2 separate regions of the Homo sapiens genome follow, and region 2 is linked to region 1. A link is an interaction called in ENCODE POLR2A ChIA-PET data of the cell type or tissue named here. Cell type or tissue: CD4-positive, alpha-beta T cell. All regions are shown on one strand. Each heading gives the region's core, and the rest is flanking DNA. Links, peaks and the distances in the headings are about the cores only. Region 1 overlaps ZNF783 (zinc finger protein 783). Region 2 holds the start of ZNF777 (zinc finger protein 777).

What was found. Peaks named below come from ENCODE experiments on the same cell type or tissue, not always from the same donor. Only the 100,000 strongest peaks of a DNase experiment are listed, where the experiment ranks them.
Region 2: POLR2A ChIA-PET joins it to region 1 with 23 read pairs; 8 of 35 experiments call an interaction of 5 or more read pairs at or near these places.

The regions. Positions count from the first base shown.
Region 1 is chr7:149,281,245-149,289,886 of GRCh38, reverse strand. It overlaps ZNF783 (zinc finger protein 783), which reads right to left. Exons shown (of 6, transcript NM_001195220.2): 6 at 4,899-8,382. The coding sequence ends at 7,544. It also overlaps the pseudogene LOC155060. Among named protein-coding and RNA genes, the nearest start is that of ZNF783, 23 kb to the right of the region's middle. RefSeq lists silencers at 4,277-4,454, 4,555-4,904 and an enhancer at 7,918-8,454. In CD4-positive, alpha-beta T cell, for the core only: a CTCF peak has its summit at 4,873; DNase peaks (open chromatin) are centred at 4,676 and 5,376; H3K4me3 peaks cover 1,756 bases; H3K27ac peaks cover 1,355 bases.
Region 2 is chr7:149,456,393-149,465,034 of GRCh38, reverse strand. ZNF777 (zinc finger protein 777) reads left to right here and starts at 3,973. Exons shown (of 6, transcript NM_015694.3): 1 at 3,973-4,220. RefSeq lists silencers at 3,993-4,332, 4,503-4,572, 4,863-4,942, 4,953-5,312. In CD4-positive, alpha-beta T cell, for the core only: a CTCF peak has its summit at 4,322; a DNase peak (open chromatin) is centred at 4,384; H3K4me3 peaks cover 1,054 bases; H3K27ac peaks cover 448 bases.

The sequences.
Region 1 (8,642 bases), core at 255-8,254:
GGGAGGGTGTTCTGCTAGGCTTGGAGCAGCCTCTTCAAGGCGTGTGTTGAGGGGCATGGAGAGTAGGGTGGGCAAGGCCTCTCAGTTTTCGTGGGCTAGAAGTGAGTGCCATGAGGCCAAGAGGAAGGGTTCCCATCCACTGCCCACATAGACAAGTCACCTAGTCCAGACAGATGAGGAAACTGAGGCCCAAGAGTGGGTCTGGCCATCCATGGCAGTCAGGCTCAGGCTTCCTGCTGCCCTTCCTTCCACGTGCTTCTCCTTCCTCGCCTGAGGCCGGACAGCCTCCTCACCCTGCCTCCCACAGCACACTGGGACCCTTTTCTGAAGGAGGAACCTCTGCAGCCAGGCAAAGAGAGGGAAGGCACTGTGTTCTGGGCCTCAGCCTCCCAACAAGGGGAGAGACTGGACAAAAAGCCAACTGCTCACCTGCCCAAAGCAGTGAGAATTCCAGGTTCACGCAGGAGAGCTTCGGAGTGGGGTAGCTACAAAAACCCAGGTCTGATCAAGTCTCACACGAAGACGCACACCTGCCTGAAGGAGCGAACTTCCCAGGCCTGGCCCTGATTTTCTGGACCTGGGGCATCCTTAAAAGCAGGCCTGGCCAAGCCTGGTGGCTCACTCCTGTAATCCCAGCACTTTAGGAGACCGAGACGGGAGGATCGCCTGAGGTTGGGAGTTCGCGGCCAGCCTGACCAACATAGAGAAACCCCGTCTCTACTAAAAATATAAAATGAGCCGGGTGTGGTGGCCCATGCCTGTAGTCCCAGCTACTCAGGAAACTGAGGCAGGAGAATCACTTGAACCCGGGAGGCGGAGGGTGTGGTGACTGAGATCACGCCATTGCACTCCAGCCTGGGAAACAAGAGCAAAACTCCGTCTCAAAAAAAAAAAAAAAAAAAGCAGGCCTACAATTCATCCTTCTTTGCTCAGCAGGAATCTCCTGAGAACTCAGTGTGCAGAGTGCAGCGTGGGAGTCCTAGAGATGCAGATGTAAACCAGGGGAGGCCCCAGCTCCCCAGGAGCAGATAGGCTGGTGAGCCACAGGTGTGCACGCAGGAGCTGCCTCTGGCACCACGCGAAGGGCAGGACAGCGAGGAGCAGATTCCAGTTTATTTACTCCAAGAAATCTGGAACAAGTCACATAACCTCTGCATTTCATTACATAAAACTTCAAAATGAGAATGACAGATACCTTCTACCTGCCTGAAGACAGAGGGCTGAAGAAATGATCTCCACATGCTTCCTGCTCTGAGATTCAGGAGTCTCATGTGATTGAATAAAGGAGTAAAACCAAGGTGTGGAGGCCCCCAGAGGCCAGCCTCTCACCCAGGAAGCTCAGGGTGTCGCAGCTCCCCTTCACAACACATTTGCAGAACTCCTTCTATGAGTCCTCCAGGCCGCCACCCTGCTGCTCTGAGAAATACCCGACCGTGTCTTCAGGAGTCACAGGCACCTGGAAGTACAAGTTGCCTGCACCCACCATGAATAACAACCATTTCACGGAGCAGCCAAAACCAACTCGTCCCCTCTCCCTTCCCCCGAAGCAGAGGGCATCGCAGGCCAAACTACTAAGCAAATGCAAACTCAACTCCATCACACTGCCTTCAGCTAAAGGGCAGAACCAGTGACTAATGGGATCTAGGATCGGGGCTCCTGGGTTCTCCCCTCTCCCAGGCACACATATCTCCTACTTGTGCCAGTCCTCACTCTCAGAGACCATGTACAACCACTGCTGCACAACCATATCTCTCCCAACAAACCCCATTCCATCTTCCAAAGCAGACATTTTTCTGTGTCACAATTTTCTTCTGACATTTTTCAAGCCCTTTAAAGTCAACTAGTGACTGCCTTGGACGCCCAGAGGTCAGGCTTCAGCAGCCAAGGGTATGCTGCTGTGGCGACGCTATGCATATGGCCACCCTACAGAGTCCAGGCAGGGCCTCTCCTCCTACACCCAGCTCCTGTACCTTGGGGGCCTCCCCCTTGCTGCCCGGGGGCAACTGCAGGATCCAGAAGTTCCTGTTGCACAGCAGGTTCTCCACGTTCCCCAGCCACCTCTGCAGCAGCCCGTACTCCTGCAGCAGGGTCCCCAGCACGGCCCACTTGCCTCCAGCTGGTTCCCGAACTCCACAGCCACCTTCTCGCAGTCAGCCAGCTTCTTCTTGGCTGTCCACATGCATCCCTCCAGGCTCTGTAGCCAGGCAGCCTGGGGTTCCATCTTCTTCTCCACCACCTGAACAGCAGCCACGATAGCCGGAAGGGAGATCTCTGCAGATCAGATCTGGGCCTCTCCCTGGAGGTCAGTCCGCAATGCCAGTCCTGCAACCAGACACAAGTTCGCAAGTCAGCCACCAGAAGGAGAGCAGCCCAGAGCCATTCCCAAATACAGGAAGGTCAGGATTCTCCGGAATGGGGGAGACGTCTTCTGAGTGCCAGGCGGCCTCACTGGTCAGACCCCCAAACAGACCCCACCTAATAGTCAAAGACAGCAGACACTGGACCGCACAAAGCCCCCACGAGAAGAATCCTGAACCAAGAGCCGGGGCAACGGAAAATGACATAACTAACATTACCATCATAAATGAACAGAGAGTGGATCCCAGCTCTACCACTCACTGGCTCTATTTACTCAGCCAATTACTCAACCAACTAGGGAACACGGCCAGCAGCAGGAGCCAAGAAATGGTGAGAAGCCCAAGTCCAGAACACCTGCCAGGGGACCTGGGGTCCAGTGCACACACACCCAGGCAGCAATCTGACTCCTCACCTTCTTCTAGAACAAGCCCACACCCCTTAGTGGGCTCAAGGGGAGAAAGGCCTGTTGTTCTGCCTTGGTGATTTCTAAGGCCCATCCACCCTGACATCTACTGGTGTGACTTCCTGCCCCGCCTGATACCACATCCCCATGATCCAGGTGCCTTGTCAACCAGCCCCAGGGTGGTCTCCACCCTCCTAGCTGCCAGGCAACAGGGGCCAGAGAAAGTTGAAAGCAGAAAAGGAAAGAACAAAGAAACATTACAAGGAATACCCTGTTCACAGGAGGTGGAAAATATATTGTGTATTGCTAGAAATAAAATTTAAAATCCAGGAATGCCTCAGCAGGGAACAGTTGAGGTATAAAGGGAGTGCTCCTGGAAATGGAACTCACCTAGAACTTGACTCAGTGCCTCTCCTGCCATCTGAATCCTGCACAACCTGAGGTCAAGCCACATTACTTATCCAAGGTTCTGTTTTCTCACTTATGGGGACATCCTAACTTCCTTCACTCCTAAGGTGGCTGTGTGGATGAAATGCACTGAAGATATGAAAAAGCACTCATGGTGTATGACATTAGCACCTGTTATATTCTTAAAAACAAATATAAAGGCTATGGACCAGTGATCTGAATGTGTTATGAACCAAAGACTGTGATTAATCCAATTCTGTGCAACTGAGTTTCTCAGAGACCTCCCCAATAAACGTACTCAGCAAAGCGTCCCACACATACCAGGTACCAGACACCAGATACCTGGCCCTTTCCTTCCCCACACAGCATGGCTATTCATCCTCAAGTCTGGCCTCTGTCTGATACAATGAAGTGGAGCTCAGAGGAGGCAGCACCGTCTTCACAGATTAGGGGCAAACATCCTCACCTCCCTGCAATGCCCTGCCACAAATGTGCCACCCGGGAATGGATCCAAAACCACTGCAAAGCTATTTATACTAGGAGATGGCCCCTCTACCTTTAAAAACCTATGAAAATCTCAACAGTTCTTATGCAGGCCAGCAATGGCCTAGGTCAAGCCTGAGCCTGAAGCCCCTAACCAAAAGTCCTCACAATGCAGATCCCCTCAGCAGCAGCCAGAAGGACTTGTCAGGGAATTTTAGAAAGAGTGGGCAGGCATCAGAATCCTCCTGACTGGAATCAGAGCTCAAGTCTAGAGCCCACCTCACAGCCAGGAGCCAGACTCTGGCTCCAGCAGACTGCAGCGGACATCCCTCCCCAGGCCATGGCACTGGTCTCAGCTTGGAGGGAGGGGTGGATCTTTGAGATGGTCGACTTGGGGGCGGTGCCAAAAGGCGGGTCCAGAAAGAGGAATCTTGGAGAGTCTGGAATGAAGACGTCCACAGTCCACTGTCCCCCCAGAGCCGGGTCCAGTGGATATCAGGGCTGGAGGGAACCTCCAAATCTTGTGTTTGCCAATCACCTTATTCCACAGGCAAGGAAACGGAGAGCGAGAAGGGCGTTTATCGTGTGGCCTTAGGAGTCCTTGTCCTCCTCCTGCCACCCGGGCTGAGCCCTCCCCAGTTCCAGGAGGTCGCCGGAGATGGTGGGGGGTGGAACATCCTCCTGGCGAATTCAGGACTCGGCTCCACGTCCCCAAGCCTCCATGAGGGTCGCCCTTACCGGAGGCGCAGCCGCCTCGGCCATGGCCCTGTGCTGGCCGGCCTGGGCAGGGAGTAGCCGCTGCCGTTACGCGCGGCCCCACACAAGCCCGGCTGCGCAGTCCTCTCCGCAGACGGCGTCAGCCCTGCTTTCCCCGCACGGACCGAGCTCGCGGGGCCGCCGGGGCTCGGGACACGCGGAAAACGCGTCAGCGCGGCAGCTGTGCAGAGACTCAACGGGTTGCGACCGGGTGGACCCCGCCCACATCCCGAAGCCAGATCCCCATTGGCCGGTGGTGGAAGCTCCGCCCCCCACTTGGCTGGCGCCTCCGACCCAGTGCCAGCTTTTCATTGGCCAACCCGGGAGGCCCCGCCCCCACAGCGTGCGCCGGGCCTTTGTGCACGCCCGACAGGTGCGAGCGCCCGCCCCGGGCTGGTGCCCAACAGCCCGCAGGTGTCGCCAGCTGCCACCGCCCCGCACGGCCACTCACCTCCCAGAGAGCAGAAACCAGATCAAGCGCACGCACTCGTTTATGCCAACAACTTTATTGAGCACCAATTAGGGCAAGGGACTACCACCTTCACAGTTCTCTTGGGCTTATTAACGTCGTGGCCCACTCATTTATTTCACAAATGAGGAAACCGAGGACCCTGCTGGGAGAGTTTGGGGCCCAACCAGGGCTCCCACTGAGTCTGGGGCACCCTCAGCTCCTGCACCACAAAGCTTCGGTTGACTTGTTTCAATGTAAAGAACGTTACTTAAACAGGTCTGAGTGCTAGGCAAACTCACAAGACCTAGCTCAAAGTTTGAGCACATTGGTATGAAAAAAAGAAAAAAGGAGAATCAGCACCTTGTGATATTTAAGCAGGGGCATTTGGCATTAGCCAACCAAGCCCAGAAAGTCGGCAAAATTCTTAGCCTGAGGCATCCCCAGAACACCTGAGACTAGCTCCTGCAGCTGAGGGTTAAACTCGTGCACCTGCACTTGCACCACATCCTGTCTGAGCTCTTGCTGACAGCCCGTCTCTGGTTTGTGAAGCTCCTGGCAAGGGTGGGGGGACTCCAGAGCAGACAAGCAGGATCCACAGCACAGAAGGGCAGTGCCTCTTCCCAAACCCAAGGGAGCCTGGCTGAACTGTCACTGACTTGTATACTCACTCTCCTCCCAGAGATGACAGCAATGCTACCATTGGCCCCCAACTCTGCTCAAGACTTTGGAAGAAGTGTGAGGGTCAGAAGGGCAAGGAAATGGCACATCCAGGGACCAAGACCCCCAGAAGCAGCCCTGAAGCGTGGTCACAGTGCCAGACAAGGCGGTAAAAAACAAGGATAGCTGGGGTCCCATCACTCCAGCTTCAGAGTCACCCACACCAAGGCTGCTCTACAGACAGCGTCCGCAGTGGTGTGATGAGAGACACCAGAAGCCAGCTGACCTCCAGACTGCCCCATGAGGCAGTCTGAACTGAGGCAGTCTGAACTTCTACAGTCCGAATCTCATGCTTTGGTAAGAATTTGTTCACCAAAATACAAAGGACTCCTGGGGAACAGAGCCCCATGGGCGACTCTTTCACTGAACCCAGTGGAACTGCCACTCACTCCAGAAGATAAAGGTCCTTCCTGAGGGATTCTGACAGGAAAAAAAGGCTGGAATGGAGTAGAAAGGAGGCCCTGAATTTGAAAGGAAGCACAAAGCTAGGCTTCATATTTGTCCCAGTGCCTGTTACTTTGACCCTGACAACTCTGAGGTAGGACACACTGGGGCCATGACCCCTTTGACAGAAGAGGAACATGAGACTAGCTGTGACTAAAGGATTCACCCAGATCTCCTAGCCCAACTCTGCCCCAGAGCCCAAAGTGCTCAAGGGAGAACTCCTTTGAGAGGAGACTGCCCCGCCTTTAATGTGAAAAGCAGGCCTGGAGGCCCAGGGTGGACGTGGTCCTCAGCCAGACCAAGGGCCTCCTCTAGTGGAGGGGCTTCCTGGGCTCTCTCTGCACTGCCCCTCAGGGTGCTTTCTGGGGTCCAGTCAATGGATCTTACACACCCATGAACACTGAGCCCTTGGGGAGACGTGTCCAGGCTTCAGTTTCCCCTCCCAGCTGACAACAAAAGTAAATAATGGATGTGACTATCCTGTGGGGAAGGACTAGGAATACTGGGAGTCACTCTGGGCCAAGAAACACACACATGGGGAGACACTGTGCCTCCAAGACAGCAGCCAAGACATCCCCATCAAAACCCACAGGCTGGGCCAAGAGTGGTGGCTCACGCCTGTAATCCCAGCACTTCAGGAGGCCGAGGTGTGCGGGTCACCTAACATCAGGAGTTCGAGACCAGTCTGGACAACATGATGAAACCCTGTCTCTACTAAAAATACAAAAATTAGCCGGGAGTGGTGGTGGGCGCCTGTAATCCCAGCTACTCAGGAGGCTGAGGCAGGAGAATCACCTGAACCCGAGAGGCGGAGGTTGCAGTGAGCGGAGATTGTACCATTGCACTCCAGCCTGGGCAACAAGAGTGAAACTCCATCTTAAAAAAACAACAACAACAACAAAAAAAAAACCAAAAGACCCACAGGCTGGTGGACGTAGCTCCCCTTTCAGCTCTGCGAGCCTCACATGGAAAAGCCGACTCTTTCCGACTTTGCAAAAGGCAAAGTTCCATTAACAACTACACACATTTACAAAAGTATTTCAAAGTCTCTATAAGAAGGGAAAAAAATTTCAAAATAGCAAAGTAGAAAACTTTCCAGGGCCCTTTCTTCAAGTCAGGCCATCCATCCACTCCACTCCACTGTTTCTCATGGTGACAGCAGGCAGGAGATCTCTGCACAAAACAAAAATCCCAGGTCCCCGATGTCTCTATCGCCCCCATACTGGAAGGGCCATGATCTCTGGTCCTCTTGGCTGTGGTACCTACCAGAGGCCTTATCAAAAATATGGCATCCCTTAAGCCTTAAGGCATCTTTTAGAAGTCAGGAATGCAGAAAAGGCAGCGAAGAGTGCAAACAGGAAACAGAAAGCACCCGGTCACACACAATGTCACCAGAAGGGCAGCTAGCTTCCCATTTGAATGGGTAAAAACAACAAACCTCTCTCCATCCCAGGAAAAGGAAGAACCTGCGTCAGGCACAGGGGAGAGACCCCGCCAGGGGTCCTCTGTGGGCTCCTGCCAGGTCAGCCCTCCTCCTTCCGGCTGGGCCAGGGCAGGGGCAGGCTCCCGTGGCGGGCGGGGGCGGCAGGGAAGTGTGGGCCCACCTGGCCTCGGGCGTGGGTCTGCATGTGCACGGCCAGGTGGTGGTTGCGGTTGAAGGTCCGGCCACACTGGGGGCACTGGTAGGGCCGCTCACCGGTGTGGATGCGCTGGTGCCGGAAGAGGTCCGAGGGCCGGCGGAAGGCCTTGCCGCAGTAGGGGCAGGCGGGCCAGCCCTGGCCATTGCCGGTGTGCAGGCGCTGGTGCAGCAGCAGGCTCTTGCGCTGCTGGAAGAAGCGCAGGCACTCGCTGCAGTGGTACATCTTGCTGGCTGCAGGCCGCCGCCCCACCAAGGCACGGCCCCCTGCCACGGAGCGGCGACCCTCAGGCTCCTCGGGGAGCCAGCGGATGACAGGGCCGGGTACCACCACCTCCCCCGGCTCCAGCATGGCCTGGCTGTCCCCGCAGCTGGTGGGCGAGCGGCCGGGGGCCTCCTGCCGCCCCTCCTCCACATGGGTCCGCTGATGAATCGTCAGATTGATCTTCAGGCGGAAGCTCTGCCCGCAGTCGGGGCAGGGGAATGCCCGCTGCCGCCTGCGGGAGAGGACTCGGGGCGTCTCCCCACTGGCCCCCGGTGGCCGTGGCTCCCCTGCCCGCACCCTGGGCATGCCCTGGGCCTGATGACGGCTGGGGCCCCCAGGCCTGTTCCTGGGCCCTCGGGGGATTCTACACTCGGTCTGGCCTCGGGACACCCCCAGAAAGAGCCGCTCAGGCGTCATCTCGTCTTCAGACTGTGCCTCTGTCTTGATGGCCACACCACCACCTGGCAAAGGAGTCTATGTTGGTTTCCAAGTGGACCTCACCACCCTGTCCCCCAGGTCACTCGGCCCAGTCCTGGCTTCCAGCCTCAGCCCGGGCCCTATCTCCCCACAGTGCTCACAGCACATTGCAGGGGTCCTGCTCACTGAGCCCTGCCACACAGGCACTGCCTTGCACGGTCACTCAGTCCTGATTGTTGTCATCTGCCTCATTCCTGGAGGCCAAGCTAAGGACATCAGGGGAGGGGAGATCAAACTGCAAGGC
Region 2 (8,642 bases), core at 438-8,437, 170 kb before region 1:
AGAAATCGACATGAAATACTGTCTGTTTCCATGATTCAGTACATCCACACACTTCAGGAGACACATATCAAAGGCCTCCTCTTCTTCCCTACAGTGGAACATGGAGACTGAAAAGGCTCATGAGCCATGTCCTGGGCTCCCACAAAAGGAGACCAAGACTCTCATGTGGTAGAAAGGGAAGGAATAGCCAACAATCTCCCTCTCTTGAAGTCTTCTTTTTCTGTGTATAGCGGGGAGGGTGTCAGTGGTGGGCCAGTCCTGAGGTGGTACCTCCTGGTCAGCTCTGTGAGTGACTGTCTCAACTCCTTTTGGCCACATGAAGTTAAAATGCGGGGTTCCTCACATCTTTTGTCCTTAGTATTGAGCCTTAGCCTCAATTCCCAGACACAGGCAAAATGATGCTTGACATCCTGTCACATGATGTTTGCAAGCGATAGACCTAAAACTTGAGGGCACAAAATAGTTCAAAGTAACTCACTGGACAGAAAAAGACATACCAGCAAACATTAACCAAAAGAAAGCTGGAGCATTAATATTACTGGACAAAACAGGCTTTAATGCAAAAAGCATTACTAGGATAAATAAGATCACAATGTTATGAAAAAAATGAGGTTCTATGTTTCTAACAACGTGGACTCAAAATACATAATGCAAAAAACGGCAGAATTACAAAGAAAAAAAGGAAAAATCGCAATGGGAGATTTCTACATACTTCTCTCTGTAATTGATAAACAAAAATTAGGATATAGAAAATTTCAAAAGCATATTCAACTAGTCTTATCCAAATAATTAGAGATTTTGTTCTTTTCAAGTATACATGGAATATTTACAAAAATAGATTGCAAAGCAAATCACAACAAATTCCAAATAACCTATTTTACTCAGGCTACTCTTTAAAACCACAATGCAGTAATCAGAAAGAAATAATAAAATAATATACAAAATGTTTTTAAAAAGAAGAACCATTTACTGAAGAAAATACAAAACACTTTTTGCTAACAATTTAATACTGTTTTTGAAACAATTCCTATTGTGATAAATTCATAACAAAAATCTGCAGCTGATTACACAATATTCAGTATTAATGTGCAAATATATAGTTGGTAATCTTGTGAGGGGAAAATAAACCAAGAGTATACACAATTATAGGAGTAAATTCATATTAAGCATGTCATTTTATGAAATGAAATATGTACTACTGAGAAACACAAAGGACTGAACTACTGAAAATGCAACAGCATGACTGAATCTCAAAAACAGTATGCTGACTAAAGGAACCTACATACAGAAGAGTGTATATGTATGATTCCATTTCTATGAAAAGGCAAAAGTAATCTACCATGGCAGAACACAGATGCATGGATTCATCAGAACTCAAAGACTGAAAAAAAACATAAGGAACTTTCTTCAGTAATGAAATGCTTTATATCTTTTTTTTTTTTTTTTTTTTTTGAGACACTTTTTGCTCTCTTGCCCAGTCTGGAGAGCAGTGGCATGATCTCGGCTCACTGCAACCTCCACCTCCCAGGTTCAAGCAATTCTCCTGCCTCAGCCTCCAGAGTAGCTGGGACTACAGGCGCCCGCCACCATGCCCAGCTAGTTTTTGTATTTTTAGTAGAGATGGGGTTTCACCATGTTGGCCAGGCTGGTCTCGAACTCCTGACCTCAGGTGATCCACCTGCCTCGGCCTCCCAAAGTGCTAGGATTACAGGCATGAGCCACCATGCCCGACTGAAATGTTTTATATCTTGATGGCAGGTATGGAGTACTTAAGTCTTTGCATTTGTCAAAGCTAGAAAAGCCATAAACTTGAAATCTGTGCATTACACTGCATATAAATAATACTTTAAATAATTTTAATGTTTGTGCAACACTTACCATGAAACATGTTAAAAGACAGGCTGGGAGAAGATATTTGCCATCTGCCCATCTAACAAGGTATTGTGGAGATTATATACATAAACATAAAATGTATGCTAACAACAGTATAAAAGATGGTAGGGATAACCTGTTGTAAGGTTATCACACCATATGTGAAGTGGCATAATTTATGTAGACTGTTAGAAAATTAAAGATGTATATTGTAAAACTGAGGACAACCATTTAAAATTATATGTAACTAGTAAGAGAATGGTGAAAAATAGAAATTACTAAGAAATAGAATACTAATATAAAAATAGAATTAAAAAAAAAAACCTCAACCTCAAAGCAGGCAGTTGGGGAGAGAGAGAGAGAGAGAGAGAGGTATCACTGAACACCTGGAACACACAGAAAATAACTAGTAAGATGGTAGATTTAAATGCAATCGTATTAGTAATCACATTAAATGTTTGGTGATATGATTAAGATCCAGAATAGATTTTTAATGAAATACCTATAAGCCAATAAGAAAAAGATCTCACAACAGAAACATTGGCAAATGATATGAAGAGGAAATTCACAGAGGAAGAAACCAAATGTCAGTAAACATGAAAAGATGTCCAACTTCATTAATCAGGGAAATACAAATACAAATTAAAATAATGAGCTACCATTTCACAGTCATCATGTCGGCAAACGTTCTGAGTCCATTATCAGTAAGTATGAGCCAGGATGGGGAAAGAGAAAATCACACGATAGTGGGTGTGTAAGTAGGCACCATCCCTTCAGTGAGCAGTTCGGGAAGCCGGGGAAAGATGAAGGTGCTCTTGCCATCCAGAGTCCCATGTCTAGGCGTCTCTAGAGACGCACTTTAGCAGTGCACAATGAGACATGCATGCAGATGTCGCTGGCAGCAGGTTTGTTCTCATTCCTCTAGGGGGAATGGAACGTAAACTGTAGTTTATGTATTCAATGAAATACTATATTGTGGGTAAAATGAATGAACCAGATATTCTTGTTTAAACATGTCTGTATCTCAAAAACAAAATGACCCATGGAAAAAAGCAAGTTGCAACAGGATAGGGACTGGATAATATCATTCACATAAAATGTAAAAATACCAAAACCAGTAGTGTGCATTGTTTACGAATGCACACATGTTAGTTAATGCATAAAGACCTGGGTGAGAACTCTAGCCTCCGGGAAGGGAGGGGACAGGATGCATAGCTCTGGCCTTACCTCTATCTGTAACTTTCCTTTTTTTTGTTTTTTGAGACGGAGTCTTGATCTGTCCCCTAGGCTGGAGTGCAGTGGGGCGATCTCGGCTCACTGCAACCTCTGCCTCCCGGGTTCAAGAGATTCTCCTGCCTCAGCCTCCCAAGTAGCTGGGACTACAGGGCCGCGCCACCACGTCCAGCTAATTTTGGTATTTTTAGTAGAGACAGGGTTTCATCACGTTAGCCAGGTTGGTCTCGATCTCTTGACCTCGTGATCTGCCCACCTCAGCCTCCCAAAGTGCTGGGATTACAGGCATGAGCCACCACGTCTGGCCATAACTTTCCATTATCTGAGCTGCCAGCATACTGAGTCCTGTTGCCTTCCAAGACCAGCTCCACTCCTGGGGTTCCATTAGGTAAACACAATGTCCTCTGCTCCCCCCCGCCGTCTTCCCTCACTTAAGTTAGTTCCAGTTGGGCTTCATCGCTAGTAACCAGGACGCCTGCCTATAGTTTCTTCTTTTTTTTTCCTTTTCAATTCATCCCCAGTTCTCGCCACCTCGTAGGTATTCAATTAATACATGTTTAAGTGGACCTGTCCAGGAAGGGGAGTTCTCAACTCTAAGCTCCTGCATTTCTTTTGGGACTTCTCATGGTTACAAAGAGCATTCATTCATACTGTGACTGAGGGTAAACAAGTCGCTGCCCACTCGGCCTCAGTTTCCTCCTAAATGACCCGTCTGGCCACTTCCAGCCCCAGCAGGGTCTGATTCTAGGAATTCGGTCCTTTCATGTCGAAAACAACACTCGGGCATTTCACAAAAGCACCCAACCCCCTGGCTCCCCTTGGAAGCACAGCCCGCGTCCCTGGAACCCGGGCTGCACTGAGCTGGTCACATGAACTCCGGGCTTTCTCTGGTGTGACGGGTTTCTTAGATCCCTTTGTGAGCGCAGGTTTTGAAAGGGAACGACCCCGGGTTCTGGGTGTGAGAGGCGCAGGGGATCGGCGGGAGGAAGGCTGTCGGAGCCAATCAAGCCGCCTCCAGACCCCAGCACGTCGCCTGGGCTGCGCGCTCCGACTGCGCCTCCGCCCGCGCGCCTCCCGGCCTCGCCCGAGGGTGCCTGGGCAGGCGAGGACCCCAGGTGAGAGGCCGGAGGGTCCTGGAGGGTGGGAGGCCCCGGCGGTTCGGCCCGGGCTCCACGACGGGCTGGCCCGGGCTCAGGGCGTGTCCGTCGCCGCCGGGCGGCTCGCTCGACACTGTTCGCTCCTACCGGCTGTAGATGGAGCTGTCTGGGTTCCGGCAGCCTCCGACGAGCCTCGGAGTGTTTCTCTTTAAACGGCCTGAGAGGGACATGCCTCCCAGGATGCAGTTTGTAGCAACATGGCAGCTGCTGTGCAGCTCCCCTGCTAAAGAGGCGCCGGGACGGCAGCGCAGCTCGCAGCCGGGGCCGGGGCCGGAGCTGGGGTCCCAGCCGCGGCCGCAGAGGGGCGGCGCGCGGGCCGGGGGCCGCCGTTGAGGGCCGGGGCCCAGCTCGCCGCCGGGACGCAGCCGGCCGGGCCGCCCGCACAGCCGCGCGCCCAGCTCCGACGCCGCCGCTCGGGCTCCGCGACCCCGCGCCCGCTCGCCCCGCGCGCCCCGAGCAGGCCGGGGCCCGACGGCCGCGCGCGAGCCCCGGCGGGGAAGACAGGGCTGGGCCGGCGCCGCCTGCGGAGAGCGCCGGGCGGCCGGGCCTGCGTGGGGCCGCGCGCAGTAGCGGCGGCGGCAGTAGCGGCGGCGACTCCGGGGGCCCGGGCCGGACAGCGCAGGGCCATGGCCGAGGCGGCCCCGGCTCCTGTGAGGGCGGCCCGCGCGCGCACGGACGCGCGGCCTCGGGGCCCCGGGGACGGCCTGCGTGTCCCGGGCTCGGCGGCCCGGCCTGGGATCTCGGTAAGGGGCAGAAACGCTACGACGTTGGCGCGGGGGGTGGGGGCGCCCTGGAGGGGGCCCGCGCGTCTTGACCCGGGCGGTGGGGGAGGGCTACGGGCCTCGCCGCCGTCCGTGCGAGGGAGGCTGCTCTCACGCCCGGCCCGGCACACACGCGGCCCCGAGGTGGGGCGCCCGGAGGCGCGCTCGCTCCCTGCGGGGCCCGCGCTGCGTCCGTCGGGGTAGCCGCCGGCACGTTTTCCGCAGAGCTCGGCCCCGCGGAGCCTTCCCCGGCCCGGGCGCGGCGCTGACGCGGCTCTCCCATTTCGCAGAACGGAGACACTGAGGCACAGACACCTGGCGGCGACCCGCCCTGCCGGCCCCAAGGTCACGTAGCAAGGCATCCGTGGCACGGTGCGGCAGCCCCAGAAAGGCCTGCCCAGAGGGCTGCGGGCCTGGACGGGGAGGGGGTGGCTCTGGCGGCGGCCGCCCCTGGGTGAGGGGCTGGGCCGCCCTGGCAGCGGACGCGGCCCGTCGGGGGCGGCGGGGGAGGCCGGGCAGCGCCCAGCTGGGCATCTCCGCGGTGGGAGCAGGTGACCCTCTGAGCTCCAGCCTCTGCCTCCGGCCTCTGCGTCTGGAAGGTCGTAGGCTAAACTTTGAGTGCCCTGACAGATGGTGTCTGGGGAGTAAGCTTCTCAGGGGTTGGGGGCTGATGTTCCTCTTCAGGAAGACACTCTTAAAAAATCATCCCTCAGATCCTCCCGCAGACCTGCTCTTTGAGACGCCCTGGCCGTGCTAGTGAGAGGATTACTGCATGGGAGTCAGTGCCTTTGAGCCTCAGTTTCCTATTGTGTACACAGGAAGGAGGCAGGATATATAGCTTTCTAAAAAGCATCCCAATTCTTTAATCAAAAAAAAACTCATGAGAAAATAAAATCAAACGAAGATGTTTACATGCCTTACTCTGGGCTCAGGCCTTCGGGGCCCTTGAATGGTATATAATGCTGGGTGAACCATACTGGGTCATTCAAAAAAATGCCATGACTTTCTTAATAAGTCAGATACTGTGGTTATGGATGCTTCTGCTAATGTGGCATGAATCCTGGAGAATCCATCCACTCCTGATCCGTCGGGGAAGGAGGGACCGTTAAATCCTACAAATATGGTTCAGAAGAATTCTCCCTCCAACCCCCTACCAGGAATTTGAGAATTTGAGCTTATTCGTTTTAGGTATATTTACAGCTCCCTCCCTCTCTTTGGTCATTTCTTTCTGCTTAGGGTAAGATAAGCGGCAGGTTTACCGGGATGGATTAAATTATAGCAAAGGGCTTTTATTTGGGAGGCGAGGGAGGGAACACCCTCCTGTGGCCCCTCTACAGTCCTCCAAATCCGGAAATGGAGAGAGACAGTCTAATAATAGCAAAGAAATAGTATTTTCCTTTGAGCTCTGATTTGTCTAGCTGGTAAAGATGCCTTGGTCTGCTGGCTCTGTTTACTATACTGGAGGGTTTTGTTTTGTTTTGTTTTGTTTTGTTTTGTTTTGTTTTGTTTCATTGTTTCAGTTAAACCTCTGCATTACTCAGAGAGACTAACTTGCTCCCCAGGGATTTTTTCCTCTTCTTCTTTCTAGTGCTAGGCAGATACCCTAATCTCCCTCTAAGGCAAGGGCTGTAATGTGCCTATTGTGTTGCGTTAGGCAGTCACTTTCCCTGAGAGCCAGGCGCCTAGCCTCCAGGGCCCCCAGCGCTTCCTTCACAGGGAATGAAGAGTTCAGAGGTGGCTTAGCTGTTGATGAGCCTGCAGGTTTAGGGGTCTGTGAGCTCCTTGAAGATGTCTGCAAAATTCTGTGTATGTGCCCTTTTGTCTTTTTTGAGGACAAGAACCCAAAACTTTCATTAGGTTTTCAAAGAGGTCCCTGACCCCAACTTAAATGATAATATCTCTAAAGGCAAGGCCTTCCTCCCCACCTCTCCCAACCCTATCAAACCTGCCACAGGTCTTTGTGTATAAATAATATCCAGGCCTCGGGATTTTAGAGGTAAAAAGGATTCAGAGCACACACCTGCCTGGCCAGCTGCCTCAGTTGACAGTTAAGGCCTCAAGGTAGCCTGCAGGCTGTGGAACCAGACCACTGGGTGACCTGGGGCAAGTTGCTTAGTCTCTCCTGTCCCCAGTGTCTTCCTGTACTAAGTATGGATAGTAACTCTAGTAGTACCTGTTTCATAGATTTTGTGAGGATTAAATGAGATAATCCTTTAAAATGCTTAACACAGCTCATGGCACATAATAAATGCTGGATAATTGTTAGCCATTCTCAGCTGATTAGCGCTCATGTCTGGTTCGCGGCAGAGGCTATTAGACGATACTATCTCAAAAACCTTTTGTGAATAGGATCTTGAATATTCAATCCGTGGCTTAAAAGTGTGATGCTGTCACAGTTAAGTCACCTATAAATGAACCAATAAAAGAAAAAAGCTGTAGAAGATATGGAATTGCTTTAGATAAGTCTCTGATAGGTGACTAAAGGAACGTCATTGTTTATCCTAATAATTTTTTTGTAACTCAACAATTTACTCTTCAGCCGGCATTTATCAAACACATACTATATGTCAGACTGAACACTGGGGCTATGCCAATTTTCAACGGAAGAAAATTGAAATTTTAATTAAAGACCACTTGGATATAGAGCATAGTGACTGAGCAGATTGACTGAAGGAAGATGATGAGGGAGTGGACAGAAATTGTTACAGGAGAAATTGTGTTAGGTTCCAATAAAGATACTGATGATCTAGGTAAATACATAACTAGTTACTCACAGAAGATCGTGGCTTCGCCTCCCCAGTGATTCAGGAATTCTCTCGATGTGAGTATGGCAGGGTGAGGAACAAGGAGAGCGTGGGTCATTGAGATCCCAGAAGGACTCCAAGTCTTTATGTTGGTCTAGTCCCCCCAAATCTGGATACAAGTCACCAGTCCAGCTGACTTCTGCTCTACTTCCCCATCCTTCCAGGCCTCACTACTTCCTCATTCCCCATGTCGGAAACCCCAGGGTGGAACCCAGACCACCTGAGCACACCTGCTGCAATGGACTGCTGCCCACTCCTAGGAGTGGTTGAATTGCCTGCCTTCACCTGCCTCGATGTCTCGCTCTGCTTATAGCAGAAGCCAGGCCAGAATACCCAGAAGCCCGTTCAGCCTCTACAGCAGGGGCCGGGCACATAGAAGATGTTTCCAAGTCAAACATACATATACCATACTGACTCATTGATATGAGTCTGCAATGCAACTGTTATCAAAGAGTAAGAGTCTGGGAAACTTCAGATAATGTCATGTCCTCACTTTTGGACCAAGCGAAGGAAGGAACCCAGGGCACCACAAAGGCCTAATGCTGGTAGAAGTGGTGGTGGCTGGATGCCAAGTCCACCTTCCAGTTAAGAACATTAACAGTTCTGGCCCCTGCTGGTGAGCCCCCCACCCCTGCTGGGAGATGTGGGATAGTAAGTGCTTGGCTTTTACAAAATTCTGCTCTTTTGTTTCTCAAAGTTTTATGTTCAGTGCTTCAACAACTCAGGTAGTGTGTGTGTCAGATATTATTATCCTCGTTTTATGGATGAGGACACAGGACACTAAGAACAGAGAGGTCAAACGACCGATCCAGAGT